2 separate regions of the Mus musculus genome follow, and region 1 is linked to region 2. Evidence: chromatin contacts called from ENCODE Hi-C or POLR2A ChIA-PET data. All regions are on one chromosome and are shown on one strand. The core of a region is the stretch at or near the end of the contact, and the rest is flanking DNA. Distances in the headings are between cores, read along the strand shown. Region 1 has its middle 8.2 kb from the start of Ilrun. Region 2 holds the start of Hmga1 (high mobility group AT-hook 1).

Region 1 (7,361 bases), core at 4,027-6,526, 270 kb before region 2:
CATAGCGCCAGCATTCCTGAAGCAGAGGCAGGTGGATCTCTGAGGTAGAGGTCAGCCTGGTCTCCAGAGCAAGTTCCAGGGCAGACAGGGCTACACAGAGAAACCATGTCTCAAAAATAAATCAATTAAATGAATGAATGAATAAATAAATAAATAAAAATAAAAAATATCAGCCAGGCGGTGGTGGCCTTTAATCCCAGCACTTGGGAGGCAGAGGCAGGCAGATTTCTGAGTTCAAGGCCAGCCTGGTCTACAGAGTGAGTTTCAGGACAGCAGGGCTACACAGAGAAACCCTGTCTTGAAAAACCAAAAAATAAAATAAAATAAAATAAACAAACAAACAAACAAACAAACAACCCAGCTAGCTGAGCCTGAGCCAGGAGGGTAGCCTCACTAGCCCTGGGTTCCAGCCCAAGGATCTCATACGCTGGTCTCAGTGGCACAGGCCTATAATGTCAGAATTTATCAGCAAGAGAATAAAAAGTTCAAGGTCATCCTAGACTTTATAGGAAGTTTGAGGCTAGCTTGGGATACTGGGGATCCTGCCCTGGCTCAAAACAAAAGCTCTCTGTGATTAAACCTAAAAATATGGTCATCCCTGGGTGTCGTGATTGAATATGAAAGCACCTCCCATGGGAGATGCTAGGAAAGGAAAGGCTTTATGGCATCTTACACTTCCAGATCAGGCTATGAAGAGAAGGCCGGCAGAGACCTGGAGCAGAAACCTTGAAGAACCACCACGAGGACCCACTAATCATCCAGTGCCTTGCTACCCTCCTGGCTCAGGCTCAGCTAGCTGGGTTGTTTGTTTGTTTGTTAATCCAGCCTAGGCATGGGGCTGTACACAGTGTGCTGGGCCTTCCATGTCAACCACCAGTTAAGACAATTTCTGGCAGACATGCTCACTAGCCAGTCTGACCTGCCTGATTTGGGTGAATCCTCAGTTGAAGGTCCCTCTTCCAAGTGTATTAGTTATGGCTTTCTAGAGTAACAGAATTTATAGAATCAATCTCTCTCTCTCTCTCCTTCCCTCCATCCCTCCCTCCTTTCCTCCCTCTCTAGGATTAATTAGGATGACTTTCAGACTGCGGTTCAGATAATCCAAAAATGGCTCCAACGGGGTTGGAGAGATGGCTCAGTAGTTAAGAGCACTGGCTGCTCTTCCAGAGGTCCTGAGTTCAAATCCCAGCAACCACATGGTGGCTCACAACCATCTGTAAAGGGATCTGGTGTTTCTGAAGACAGCTACAGTGCTACAGTGTACTCATATAAATAAAATAAATAAATTTTAAAAAATGGCGGGCTGGTGAGATGGCTCAGTGGGTAAGAGCACCCGACTGCTCTTCTGAAGATCCGGAGTTCAAATCCCAGCACCCACATGGTGGCTCACAACCATCCGTCACGAGATCTGACTCCCTCTTCTGGAGGGTTTGAAGACAGCTACAGTGTACTTACATATAATAAATAAATAAATCTTTAAAAAAATAAAAAAATTTAAAAAATGGCTCCAACAATTGAGAACTTGTCAGTTCATGAGGCTGGATGTCTCTGCCAGTCTTAGGTACACACTGGAATCCTGAAGAAGTAGGCTGGAATACCAGTGAAGGAATGGACCTGCTAGCTAAGGCAAGAACAAGCAGGCAAACAGCTAGGCTTTCTTTTTCCACCTTCCTTAAATATGCTTTCAGCAGGAGGTGTGGCCCAGATTAGAGGTGGGTCTTCCTGTCTTAAAAGAACTAAATTAGGGCTGGCGAGATGGCTCAGCAGGTAGGAGTACTGACTGCTCTTCCGAAGGTCCTGAGTTCAAATCCCAGCAACCACATGGTGGCTCACAACCACCGGTAATGAGATCTGGCGCCCTCTTCTGGCGTGTCTGAAGACTGCAACAGTGTACTTAGATACTTAGATATAATAATAAATAAATCTTCAAAAAACAAAACAAAAAAAGAGCTGGATTAAAGGTGTGTCTGCCTGTTTCAAAGATCTGCTTTGGCCGGGCGTGGTGGCGCACGCCTTTAATCCCAGCACTTGGGAGGCAGAGGCAGGCGGATTTCTGAGTTTGAGGCCAGCCTGGTCTACCGAGTGAGTTCCAGGACAGCCAGGGATACACAGAGAAACCCTGTCTGGAAACAAAAACCAAAAAAAAAAAAAAAAGATAAGGCAGGCAGGAAGATAAGGCACGCAGGATGCATGGGGTATACATAAATATGTACAGGTAAAATACCTATGCACATAAAAACTATACACATAGAAAGAGAGGGGGTTTCTCTGTGTAACAGGCTTGGCTCTCCTGTAGACCAGGCTGGCCTCACACTCAGATCCACCTGTCTCCGACTCCTGAGTGCTGGGGGGTAAAGGCGTGCACCATCATACCCATCATACCCAGCCAATAAAGTAAAAGTAAGGCAGAGAGCAACTGAGGAAGTAGCCCAATATTCTTCTCGACCTCTGCATGAGTATATACTCATGTATCCCCCAAACAAAACACAACGACTTCATATATAATTTGTAGTATGTTGTTGTCTAAATGTAACATTCAAGTTCTCTTGGTTTGATGAACTACCAAGTTTGGGAACACAATAAGACACAAGGCACAGATTATAAATCAAGTTGGGAATCAACTTGAACTACAAACAGCGTCTACTGAAGCCTGTTCTTTAGTGGTGCCAGGGACTGGGCCCAAGGACCTGTGCGTGCTAGGCCAGCCCTCGACCACTGCACCGCATTTGCAGAGCCACAGAAGACTTCCCCACTACTGTATGCTAAGATTAAAGGCATGTGCCGCCGCCGCCACCCAGCAGAACTCCGACCTTCCCTATGTGACCCCACCCCTGCAGAGACAAACACAGCTCCTAGTTCTCTGAGTGAGAAGTCCCTGGATCCTGAGCTTCAAGCCTCTGCCTTAGTGGCTCACATCATGTGGCCTCGTTCAGAAGTCCCTTCTCTGTCAGACGGGAGTCTAAGCTGCCTGTGCCTCTGCTCAGCCCATGTCAGACTCTGCTCGGCTCTGCTGCATCTGTTGACGGACCCTGAGCTCTTGGACTCTAGAGCTTATTATATCTGTCTCAACTCCTGGTCCTGATTCACTTCACCCTCACCCCAGTGATCTCTGTGGATCCTTTTCTGCTGCTATCTGCTAGGTCCCAGGAAACCCTGCCTCAAACCCTGTCTGTCCAGAAGGACCTTAAGCAGGTCCCCTTAATAGCATAATTCCCAAGGGAGTATATACTTCTAGTACCCCCTGGAGTTATGAAAGCCAGGGAAGTTTCACATACCCAGGGTTATTTTTTTGTTGCAAGATATTTGATCACACTGTGTACTCACAGAGTGTTATGATGAGGCACAAACCTTTAATCCCTCTGGCTTGAATATGGACACACCCTTAGCACACACCTTTAATCCCAAACCATGAAGGTAAAATTCATAGAAGGAAGCATGCATGTTTGAGAGTGATGTCTAGCTGAGTGGCAGACAAAGTGACAAATCAGAGAAAGATTTGACAAAATAGGATCTGCCCAACTCTCACAAGTAGAGAGGAAAAGGAAGCCATTTAAGAGAGCGGTGCAGACAGAGAGGGAGAGAAGGATAAGGCAGTTTTACTGGGATAGTTTTACAGAGACAGGGTGGAAAAAAGAAGGCGCCTCACAATGAGAAGGAGCCAGAAGATTAGAACAGATTGCCAGAGTTAGGACGAGGGCAGGCAGAGTAATTCAGGAGAAGGGGGAGTGGGGGTCAGGGAGGGAGAGAGGAAGAGAATTGAATCAGTCAGCTTGGAGAGGAGTTTCAACCAGAACACCTGAGTTGAATCAGTCAGCCAGAGCTCAGAAGAAGAAAGGGTGAGCTTATTCAACAGTAAGTCTCAGAGGCAATTAAAAAAATTTTTTTTAAATTAAAAAAAAGAAACAAACAAACAAACAAAAGAAACAATCAATCAATAAGTCTCAGGCTGAAAACATTCTAGGTCTAGATTGGATTGTACAGAGGTTAGAAGCTTCCAGGACTAGACCTAGGTTAGCAGATGGAGGCAGTAAGCCTTAGAGATAACAATTTCATCAGGCAAATAAAGGATACTTATATATATATATATTTTTAAAGTAAGTAGGGTGCACATCTAGAGTGGCCTGGCAGAGAGGGATAGGGAGGCTGCAGTTCTCCCCTCAGGGCTTTGATTTCCACCCAATACAACCTGACAGGACAATAAATACACAGACCTTTAATCCCACCCAGCACTCAGGAGGCAGAGGCAGGTAGATCTCTGCATCAGAGGCCAGCCTGGTCTACAGAGTGAGTGCCAGAACAATTACACAGAAAAACGGTGTCTCCAAAAAAAAAAAAAAAAGAAGGAAAAAATTGAAATCAAGAGTGTCATATTGTCATCAATATTAAAGTGTCATCACAGAATAGCCAGGACCACATAGACCCTGTCTCAAAAACTAAACAAGAGTGTCTTATTAGCCAGGCATGGTGGCCCAAAGGTTCCGGGATACTATGAAAGAGGAGCCAGAAAGATTGTTTAAAGCCAGAAGAACAGAGAGTTTGTTGTGAGACTGTTTCTCCTAGGAACGTCAGAAGCCATAGCAATAAAGTCTCAGCAACATGGCTGCCTGCACAGGAGCCCAACAAGGACAATTGTCATGCTAACAGGATGCCCGAAAGCCCACAAGGCCCCAGCCCTACACAAAGAATAAAGGCAAGGGACTCCTAGCAGAAGCGATCTCCCCTGGGAGAAGCACAACACCAAGTCATACGCACGAGTACACAGGCTAGATTGTACTTAGGAATATATAAGTATACATGTACATATGTGTACATGGCAACAGCTAATGAAAAAGGACGAAGGGCTTAGACTAAACTAAACTTCAGAGGAAGGGATGGGAAGTAGAAATTATGAACACAATTTTTTTTATTTAGATGGAGAAAAAAAAATCGGTTTTAATTTAGTACTGAACGTGTCTCCAACATATCAAATCACCCAAAATAGGATCCACATTACAAGTTACTGCAGAATGTACTTAGTATAGGAAGAAACTACCTCCCTGTTGAACTGATTTGCATAAATCTCTTATTTGAAACATTAAATAAAAAAACAAAGGGCACTATCATAGGAGTCAGATTTCAGACTGAAGTCATCAGGCCACTCCCACCCGTCCCCGTTGCTCCCTCCCAGACTGAGTTAAGGAACTCTGTTGACCAGCTGTGTGTTTTTTACAGTCTCTAGTGTGTCATCCTGCCCGCTACATGGCTCCTCCGCGGCACATCACTTGGTGGGGAACTCCCTAACGTGCTCAGAAAGTATATAAAAGTCCAGGTCAGACGCTTCCCATTGATCAGGAGATTTCCTTGAAAGCTGTCTCTGGAGCCTCTTCACCCCCCCCTCCCCTCACTTCCCCTCCCCTCCCTTCCCTACCCCTCCCCTTCCCACCCCTCCCTTCCGCCAAGTGGCCATCTCCTTTCTTTTAAGCTTTCTCTCTTAGTGAGGTTCCTCTACGTGTTTTGTTTGTCTGAAGACGGGGTCTCCTGTGGTCCTGGCTAGTTTAGAACTCTCAGCCTCTGCCTCCCAAAGTGTCGGGATTAAAGTTGAGCCCGCAGAGCGGGTTCATCCCCAGTCTTTATTTATATATATTTTATGTATATCAGTGTTTTGTCTTCATGTACACTGCACACCAGGGATGGCATCAGACCATAGTGAACTGCCATGTGGGTGCTGGGCATTGGACTCAGGACCTTCGGAAAGGCACTGAGTGCTCGTAACCAATGAGCCATCTCTCAAGGCCCCTCCTCAGGTTTTAAAGAGAAGCCAGCGATTCCTAAGACAACCTTATAGCATCTCTGTAATGATGCTGTTTCTCAGATGCTCTCCCTCCTCTAGGCCACGCCCGTGCCCTGCCCACCATGGTTATGAGGTTCCTCTCCTATAAAGAGGAAAAAATCTGAAGGGAGATTCGAGATTCGCGTGCTTTCCTGGACCCGAGATCTCCTTTTTCTAACACAAGGTGGTGACACCCCACAGTTGAGACCAGCTAGTTCTACAAACTCACATGATAGAGCAGAATCGAGACTGAAAGCTGGAGAAGGCAGAAGGGAGGGGAGGAAAGTACAAACCAGAAGCGGATACATGCCCAACCTCCCTTGCCACGCCCACCCCCCTAAACAGATACATGCCCAACCTCCCGTGCCACGCCCACCCCCAAGCAGATACATGTCCAACCTCCCACACCACGCCCACCCCCCTAAGCAGATACATGCCCAACCTCCCGTGCCACGCCCACCCCCAAGCAGATACATGCCCAACCTCCCACTTCCACCTCTTATTCTCGGAAATGATGACTCTCTACAATTTGTACAAGAAGAGTCTCCTAGCAGAAGGTTACTAAGGCAAGGTTGTAGTGCCAGGCAATGGTGATGCATGCCTTTAATCCCAGCACTTGAGGGGCAGAGGCAGGCGGAATTCTGAGTTCCAGGCCAGCCTGGTCTACAGAGTGAGTTCCAGGACAGCCAGGGCTACACAGAGAAACCCTGTGTCAAAAACCAAAAACCAAAAAAGACAGGGTTATAGGTGTCTTTGCTACTTTGTGGGTTCTTCTTTCATCCACCATTTCAAACCCCAAACACTAGATAAGAGAGAAGAAAGGAGAGAGGGGAAAGGAGAGAGATCCCTGAAAGTGGGCGGGCATTATCATCAGACTACTTCCTGCTGATCAGGGAAGTCGATCTAACAGTTCCTTGGGGCAAGTTTGATTTTCACCGTTAGTGTACAGGCAATTCCTCCTGCCTGCTCTCAGGGACCTAGCAGTTGCTTATGTCCTGACCTGCCACTGCCCCAGGTGTGACATATGTGTGCTGCATATAAAACCCACTTTTTTCTCAGCAGCTTGCTCGCTCTTTGTCCCCAGTGTCCCCTTTACCTGTTCTCTGTGGGTACACTTCCTTCTCCCATCCTGCTCCCATTTGTCTGTCTAGCTGTGCACTTGTCTGCCTCCATCTCTTTCCCTTGTCCCCTCCTCCCCCCTCCTCTAATAACCCTCGTTCACAGTAGGTGTGGCTTACTTACTCAGGGGCACACCTTGTCGTGGGTACCCCCTCTCCACATTGTATTCCATAACACACCAACAACAACAACCCTGCTTCTGGGGCCCTAGCATTTATATATGCTCTCAAAAGTCTCCAGAATTCCAAATGTCACACAATCGCAAAAAAACTCTCTTCAGCTGACAAAACCACACCCCCTGCATGAAGCAAATCCTAGTCAGTAGCCAGTGGCTGTGGGCAATCTGAAGCAGCCCCATATCCTGTGAGCTCTAACTTCCTCTATTCAGGCAGAGGACCAGAGGGCAGTCCCCAGGGCCCATGTCAGGTAGTTA
Region 2 (7,158 bases), core at 2,220-4,719:
AGAGCCCCGAAGGCAACTGAACAAGAGTCTGATTATTTGTTTAAAACCGTGTACCACCAGTCGAAGCCTGCCTGTTGGCTCCGTTCTGACCAGGGCAAAAAAATTAAAAAAAAAAAAAAAATTTTTTTCTTTAAGATAGGGTCTGGTCTTTCTGATTCTCCCACTTTTCTGGGTGAATGTTAAGACATGGCTGCCTTCACTGTGACCTTAGACACTGAGCTGGACACCTCTGGGCAGTAAGCATACACAGGGATACACATGCGCAAAGAGTCAGCTCTGACCCCCGCCCCCCCCCCCCAGCCCAAGAAAGGAAACAGGAGCAAAGCTTTAGACACCCACCTGACTCCCGACCAGCGCCGTCCCAGGACTCACCGGAGGCTGCTTGCGTGGCCTGCCCCGGCCTCGCTTCTCAGTCCCATCCTTTTCCTGCTTGGAGGCCAGGGGCTGGCTGGACTTTGAGCCCGACTCGCTCATTCTCCTTCTCTATGTGTGGGGCAGCACACAGTGAGTCTGGGGGAGATGCACGGAGACAAAATAGCAGTTACACAGGTGTTCCCTCCACCCGCTACCCCTGCCACACACACCCCAAGGGTGGTGACCTTGAGGTGTCACCCGGCTAGAGAGTCCCAGAGCGACCTGGGGCAAGTTGAGGCTTTTCGCTACCTTGTCCCTTAGTTAGGGGTTGAAATAAGAAGGGAAAGTCCCAGTCCGCAGCTCAAGCCTGAGACCCAGAGTAAATGAAGATCCTTAAGATCTATAGAGGGTGGCCATGTGCAGAGGGAGCAGCCGAGGGTCTTCGTGAGAAACTGGAGTTGTGCTTTGATAGCTAGCAACTACCTTAGGGCAAGGGCAGATTCTCAATAGACCCTTCCAAGTAAAAGACTGGGTAGCAAGAAGTCCTTTAACTGAGGTCCAGCACCACACGTGTGGTGTGTGTGTTTGTGTTTATTGGAAGACAGCCACAAGACCCTGTGTCCCGTACTTAAGAGGCCAGGAGAAGCTTTGGGCAGCAGCCCAGGCTGTCCTTAGCAAGGGCAGAAGTGAAGGTACAGGCTCCATGGCACCTGCAGAGCTACCTCACTGCCACAGTGGAGGACCAGGCTGGAGTTAACCAAGGGTCCATCCTGTACGCGGGGCAGTGCTCTTACCAAACAAGTTGCCCCACCCCCACCCTCTTTCCAGATTTGAGGCAACGGGATAATTTTGACCCAACGACAGGAAAACATTTTGAAAACTTTTGATTTCTAAAACACTTAACGGTTTCCTAATTCTCAAGCATCAAGAGACCCCAGATGGTGCGGACTCTGCTCATTATTCTATTACGAGATTTCAAACTCGAGACTCCTTTAAACAGGGTGGCTGGGCCAGCTCCCATCATTAGCGGCTTGGTCTGTTCTCTAATTACAGGCTGTGATTAGAACCTTACATTACACCACAGGTGTCCTTCAAACCAAACATCAAAATTAATCAGCTAATGAGCACTGACCTCACACCGAGGTCTGCTGGAGGCCCTTCAGAGGGGGCTCTTGGGGGAAAGCCTGCCCCAATCCCAAAGACCTTGCATGCATCTAGCTTGCCTGGAGATCCTGGCCAGTCTCCCGGACACTGTTTTGCCACCTGGTGCCTCCCCAATTCTTGCCGTTAGGGACTCTAAACCACCTGCTCTCCCCAATGCCCCCACTGAATTAAGCTTAGAGTCTCTGTCCAGCGAGGCCAAGGAAAACCTCACCTCTTCCACCTGTTTCTGAGCATCAGGGAGGTCTGGCATGGCCAAGTCACATTTAGGAGTCCAAGCCCCATGTGTCTCTCTTGGGCCTCCAGCCTGTCTCTCACACGGGTGCACACGCTGTGGCTCCTCAACGTTTCAGTAACTATGCAAGAACTACCAGAGGAGTAACATCCCGGCAGGCCTATTGTTAAGGGTCTTAAAGGGTCCCCCTTTAAATATAGAGAGAAGACCCCTCAATAGCCCAAGGTCACACAGCAACTTGGTAAAATGGAGGTTCTTGCGGAATGCTTACAGACCGCCACTTTGTTTACTGAGAAGCAGGTTAAGACCCAGGCGCCCTCTACTCCAGAATGAGGATGCCTTCGCTGGCGTCCCAGCCTGGTGGTTGTAGGCCGGCGCTTCTAGGAGCTAGGACGAGGGGGAGGGGCGCAGAGCCCTTTAGGCGCGGGAAACGGCGCACCCCGACCACATGCACCGCCACGCGGGTGCGCCCGGCCCCACTTCCTGCCAGAGGGGGCACCCAAGCCCGCCTTGGGGGCAGGAAACCTGGTGCGAGTCGCAGGAAGAAAAAAACCCCTTCCTCTCTCCATGAAAACCAAAGCGGGGGGGGGGGCAGAAACGGGGAGTCGAAGGGACTAGTTCTAACAGAACCCAGCAAAGCAGAGGAACCAGTTTGTGGGGGCGGAGGGCAGGCCTGGCCCTGGAGGTTGAAGAGGCGCGGGGCAGGGCCAAAGGTGTGTGTGGGGGTGGGGGGTGAAACCCCGAAACCCAGGCCCTCGCGATCCGGCCTCGTCCACGCACAGTACTACTCTGGGAAAGGCGGAGGAGAGGCCAGAGAGGAATCTCGGGTCGCCGGGCCCCTCCCCCGCACTTCTAGAACTTCCCTGGCTGAGGGGGGCGCGCGCCCACCTCCCGCCGCTGCGCAGCGCGCGCCCCTCCCTGAGGCCGGGCTCGCCGAGCGCGAGGTGCACGGGCGCCGCTGGGTGCACAAGCGGCGCTCGTCGCAGTCGCGCGCCCCCTCCCCCTCCGCGCGCCGTTCCCCGGGGTCTCCGCACCCCACGGTCGCAACCCGGGCACCCTCAACCTGGGGACCGGAGGACGCGGCGCCCCGCGGACACCCACCCCGGCCCCGCCGCCTGCGAGCACAGTGCGGCCTCCCCTTTCCCGCGGCCCGCGCAAGCCCGGGGCCTGGGAATAAAGCGGGCAGCGCGCGCCGCAGGCCCCCCGGGCGCGCCGCGGACACTCACCGCGAGCTCCGCAGGCCGCCGGCGGGGCGCGCTCGGGGCTGCCGGGTGCGGCGTGGCTGGGCTCAGGGCACCGGCCTGGGCTCTGCCGCCACCGCCGCCGGTCGCAAATGCGGATCTGAAACCGGGAGAGGGCAGAGGCGCTGAGACCGCTGCGTGCGCGCCGCCCGGGCCCCCGCCGGGGATGTGTGTCACATCCGAGCTGGGGCGAGGGAACACTGACGGATCCCGCTCCCCTGGAGGATGGCGAGGGGCAGGAAGCTGGGCACGGCCCGTGCGCGGCCTCAATAAATAATAATGTGATTAGATTCTAGACCTACAGGAAAAAAAGAAGCCACCCGAGCGGCGGCGAACTCACGCCTTCTTGGAGCCGCGCCAACACCAGAAATAGCCCCGACTCGGAGTCCCAATTAGAGGAGCGCAGCCCCGGCTCAGGGGAGCTTAAAAAGAGCGACCCAGGGGCAGGGGGGACGGGCCCGCCCGCGCCAGCCGTGTCACCGGGGGGCGGGGCCATGCAAATGAGCCCGGGGATTTAAAAGGGCGGCCGCCCGCCAGCTGCCGCCGCCGCGCGCGGGTAGCTCGCCACTGTGCGCGCGGTTTCCGCGGGCACGCGCGCCGACGGCCCTCGTTTCTCACAGTTCCCGAGCAGCCTGGCGTTGGAGGAACCGGTGACGGCGGCCCTGCTGTTTAAGTGGGGACCCGGGGACACACCTACAGGAGCCCCCCCGTGGACTCCGGCCTCGCGGGGAGGCGCGCGCTGACGCCTGTGCCCTCGGACGTCCACGCGTACCCTAAGGAGCTTCTCGCGGCCCGGACGCCGCCCCCCCCCCCCAGCCCATGTCGAGGGCCTCTCCTTAATTCCCCTCTGCCACCAAGCAGGTGACGGCGTGTGCGTCTCCGGAGGCCTCCAGGCGCGTAAAAAACAAAGTCTTGTGAAACCCAAACGTGAAACTTGGCCAACGCCAACGGTTTAAATCTAGTAACGGCCGCCACCCAGGTGCAGGCTTCAAAGGAGCCGAGCGATTGGCCGCCTCGCCGGGACATCGCGGGGAGGAGCCACGGGTGGCCAGCTGCTTGGTGTTGAGGAAGCACGAGGTCCCTCTGGTGTGATTCCCCGCCCCCGTGACTTACGACTTAAGACAAGGGGCGCCTGGAAGCCCCTTGAGGGCAGGGGTTCGAGTTTCCCGCCTCTGGGCGCCTGGGTCAACAAAAGACTTGTTGCTGGGCCGGAGGAAGCCTAAGTGGGAAGATGGCGGGCGGTGGGGCGCGCCCTGCAGGCCGGGCGCGGGCCCTTGGACGCACCTCCCCACCTCGGTTCCCCGAGTCGGCCTTTCCACACCTCTCGTGATGCAGGGAATCGTAATTCGGGCCCAGTGACACACGACTGTGACTCATAACTCTGTTCCCCTTCCTCCGCGGTCAGCCCTCTCCTCGGGGGGCGCGCGGGCGGTGGAAGGGTACGCGGGGGCCCAGCGTGCGCCCGGCTGGAGGCGGGGTGGGAGCCTTGGGGAGGCGGGCCTCCCAGTTTCAGGAATGCCTCAGGAATGTTTCCGGTGGGGGGTGGGGAGCGCGGCGGGCCCGGCTACCCCCCACCCCCCACCCCCGGGCCGTAGGATGGCGCCCTGGGCGCAGGGCAGCACGTGCTCGGTGGGGGTGGGGCGCAGCGGTCAGGCGCGGGAGGCCACGGCAGGCCGCGGGTCCCGGACCAAGGTCCAGGTGACCCTCAGTTCCAGGGGTGCCCCTGGAGAAGGAGGAAGTCATGGAGGGGCGTTCCCAACGGGTGGAGGGGAGCCTAGGGCGCCGGGGCAGTCTGGGGGAGGAGCGGCTGCCCCTTTGTGTGCAACCGCCGTGGGGGCGGGGCGGGGTGGAAGCGCGCCGCGCCCTCCATCTTTGTGCCCCGCGAGCCGAGTTGGCTGGAGGGGCTCGAAGTTGCTGCGAGCTCTGGGGACCTTCGTAGCGAGGTGTGGCTGAGCAAGCTGCCAACTCCCACCAACGCCAGCCCACATCCTCCCATGGTACAGGTCATTGCCAGCAGCCTAGGCCACTAGGCCCTTGCTGTGGTGTTGAAGGGGGAGAGTTTGGGAATGGCCCCGCGGGCCCTTTTCCTCCGACGTAGTAGTGGCCCCTGGGCGGACACTGCCTCTGACCTGTGTGTACCAGAAAAGGATACCCTTCCTTCCTGGATGGGCTTTCGGAAAGCTTCGCCAATTGCTTGGCCCACTTCTAGTAAACTGGCTTGATCGTATTTTTCTGCTTCTTTTCATCCTGATATGCTCACCGGCCGGTTTTGTGTCTTGTGTTTTTGTAATCGACCCAAGACCCTCTCTAGAAGTAGGCAAACACAATAGTTTGTCTCCCTCCTGCCTTGCCCACTCCAGAAACAAACAGTTCCGCCCACTGACCCCCATGCAGATACCTCCGTGCTCTTCGGCTTGCGCACCCTGTATCCCATTCCTCTCCTTCTGCAATGATATTTAAGCTTAAGAGTGATGGGGGGTGGGGGGACGGTAAGGAGTTCTATCGAACCTCCTGACTGTAATGAAAGAAGACCAGACAAGAGGCAGCGGTGATGTTGAAAACCCGTTTTTGACTTCCAAGTTCTTAGGGCACAGTGAGTGACACAAAGTCCTGTGTGCTTTTAAGCTTAGACTTAGGGCAGGAACCTAAAGACCTAGTAGGAGATGCAGGAAGCACTGGTTAGTGGCCTGAACAGGACTTCCTTGCAACTGGAGAGTGGATGGGTCCGGTACAGGAGGCAAGTGGGGGGTGAGTTCTGGGCCTGTATCTAAGTTGTCTTCCATGCCCTTCTCCGGTAAGCACTGACCTTCAGAGATCCCAACTGGAATGTCAGGGATCCAATGACCTGCGTCCCAGGCTAGCAGGTTAGACTTTGTTAAGAATAGCTCACCCGTTAAAGCTTGGAAGGATTGGTAGGGAGAGTTCCCCCTAGTTTGAGACCTGTTGTTCCCTGAAGGGTACAGCAAGGGACTGTCTGGTGTTCTGTGTCTCTAATTTCCATGTAAGGATGGGGTGTATCTGACTCGGTAACCAAACCAGGACACTGAAAAGAGGTCACCTGGAACAGAAGACCCTACCTAGTTTTGGGACTCAAACTGCAATAAACAAAGGACTGAGGGACAGGTGTGGCAGCAGAGGGACACAGGCTTTATGAGTTCCAGGACAGCTAGGACTGTGTAGAGAGACCCTGTCTTAAAAGGGGAGTGTTGGGGGAGCATGGTGGTAGGATGCTGCCAAGGCCATGTAACAGACCCTGTCCCAAAAAATAAAGGGAGTTATGGGGGCACACTTTTACCTTCAGCCTCCAGGAGGATCTCTGTGAGTTTGAGCCCACCCCCCCACCCCCCCCCACCCCCGGTCTACATACTGAGTTCCAGGACAGCCTAGTGAGACCCTGCCTGAAACAAACCAAAAAAAGCTCTAGCGATGGTCCAGCTCAGTGAAGGTGCTTGTGGCTAAGCCTGATCGCCCGAGTTTCATCCTGGAATCTCAGATGGTGGAGAAGGAGAAGCAACCAGAGGTTGACTTGACAGGTTTACATGTGCCTGCCCCCATCACATACATGTAAGAGAGATAAAAGTGTAAGTTACCCATTGTTGACAATTGTGTGTGCACTGAGACATAAGGATTGCCACAAGTTTCGCAGCCAGATTGCACTATACTGCAAGTACTTTCCACTGTAATATTGGATTTAAAAAAAAAAAAAAAGACCTTCTAAAAATAAGAAATTACATGTTTTATTTTATTTATTGTGCCAAGACCAAGGAGCAGGTCTACTTCCTCCCTGACAGAGCCAAAGTCTTACCTGTTTGTGCCCAAGCATGTTGGTGACAGTGGCTTTTACAGTGTGGGCACACGGACTCACTTCCTTCCTCGGCCTTTGGCCAGGCGGACACCACGCCACAGCACGTGGCTGCAGAGTTCACCCACAAGGCCCCAGGCTTCCCAAATGTGAATGTCCCGCAGTTTGTTTACCCTGGTCTGTGGAAGGGTTTCTGGATAGTTGCTGGTTCTGGCTGGTACATCGAGTGCTACCATGGCTGTGGCAGGGCTCCCAGTGAGCAGATCTGCACATTTCTATCGGGTGCGTGCCTAGGAGAGGAACTGCTGGACCACAGTTGGTGCGTGCCGGGTTTCAGCAGACGTGCAGGACGCTACGGAGTGACA

The links. A loop is a pair of places that touch in the nucleus more often than their neighbours do. ChIA-PET counts read pairs that join two places held with the same protein, here RNA polymerase II (POLR2A).
Region 1: a loop to region 2 is called in a map of T-helper 17 cell, with 3 times the contacts of the local background. The contact joins the enhancer-like site here to the promoter of Hmga1 in region 2. A Hi-C loop is called at or near these places in 2 of 37 maps with a recorded cell type or tissue (T-helper 17 cell and T-helper 2 cell). POLR2A ChIA-PET finds 5 or more read pairs at or near these places in 1 of 5 experiments (embryonic stem cell).

What each region holds. Positions count from the first base shown.
Region 1 is chr17:27,825,051-27,832,411 of GRCm38, reverse strand. No RefSeq gene overlaps it. Among named protein-coding and RNA genes, the nearest start is that of Ilrun, 8.2 kb to the right of the region's middle. Within about 2 kb of position 5,276, at least 1 of the 3 ENCODE cell types and tissues checked has a DNase peak (open chromatin) inside an H3K27ac peak, as active enhancers do.
Region 2 is chr17:27,552,885-27,560,042 of GRCm38, reverse strand. It overlaps Hmga1 (high mobility group AT-hook 1), which reads right to left and starts at 3,469. Exons shown (of 5, transcript NM_001025427.3): 1 at 3,332-3,469; 2 at 340-510. The coding sequence starts at 474.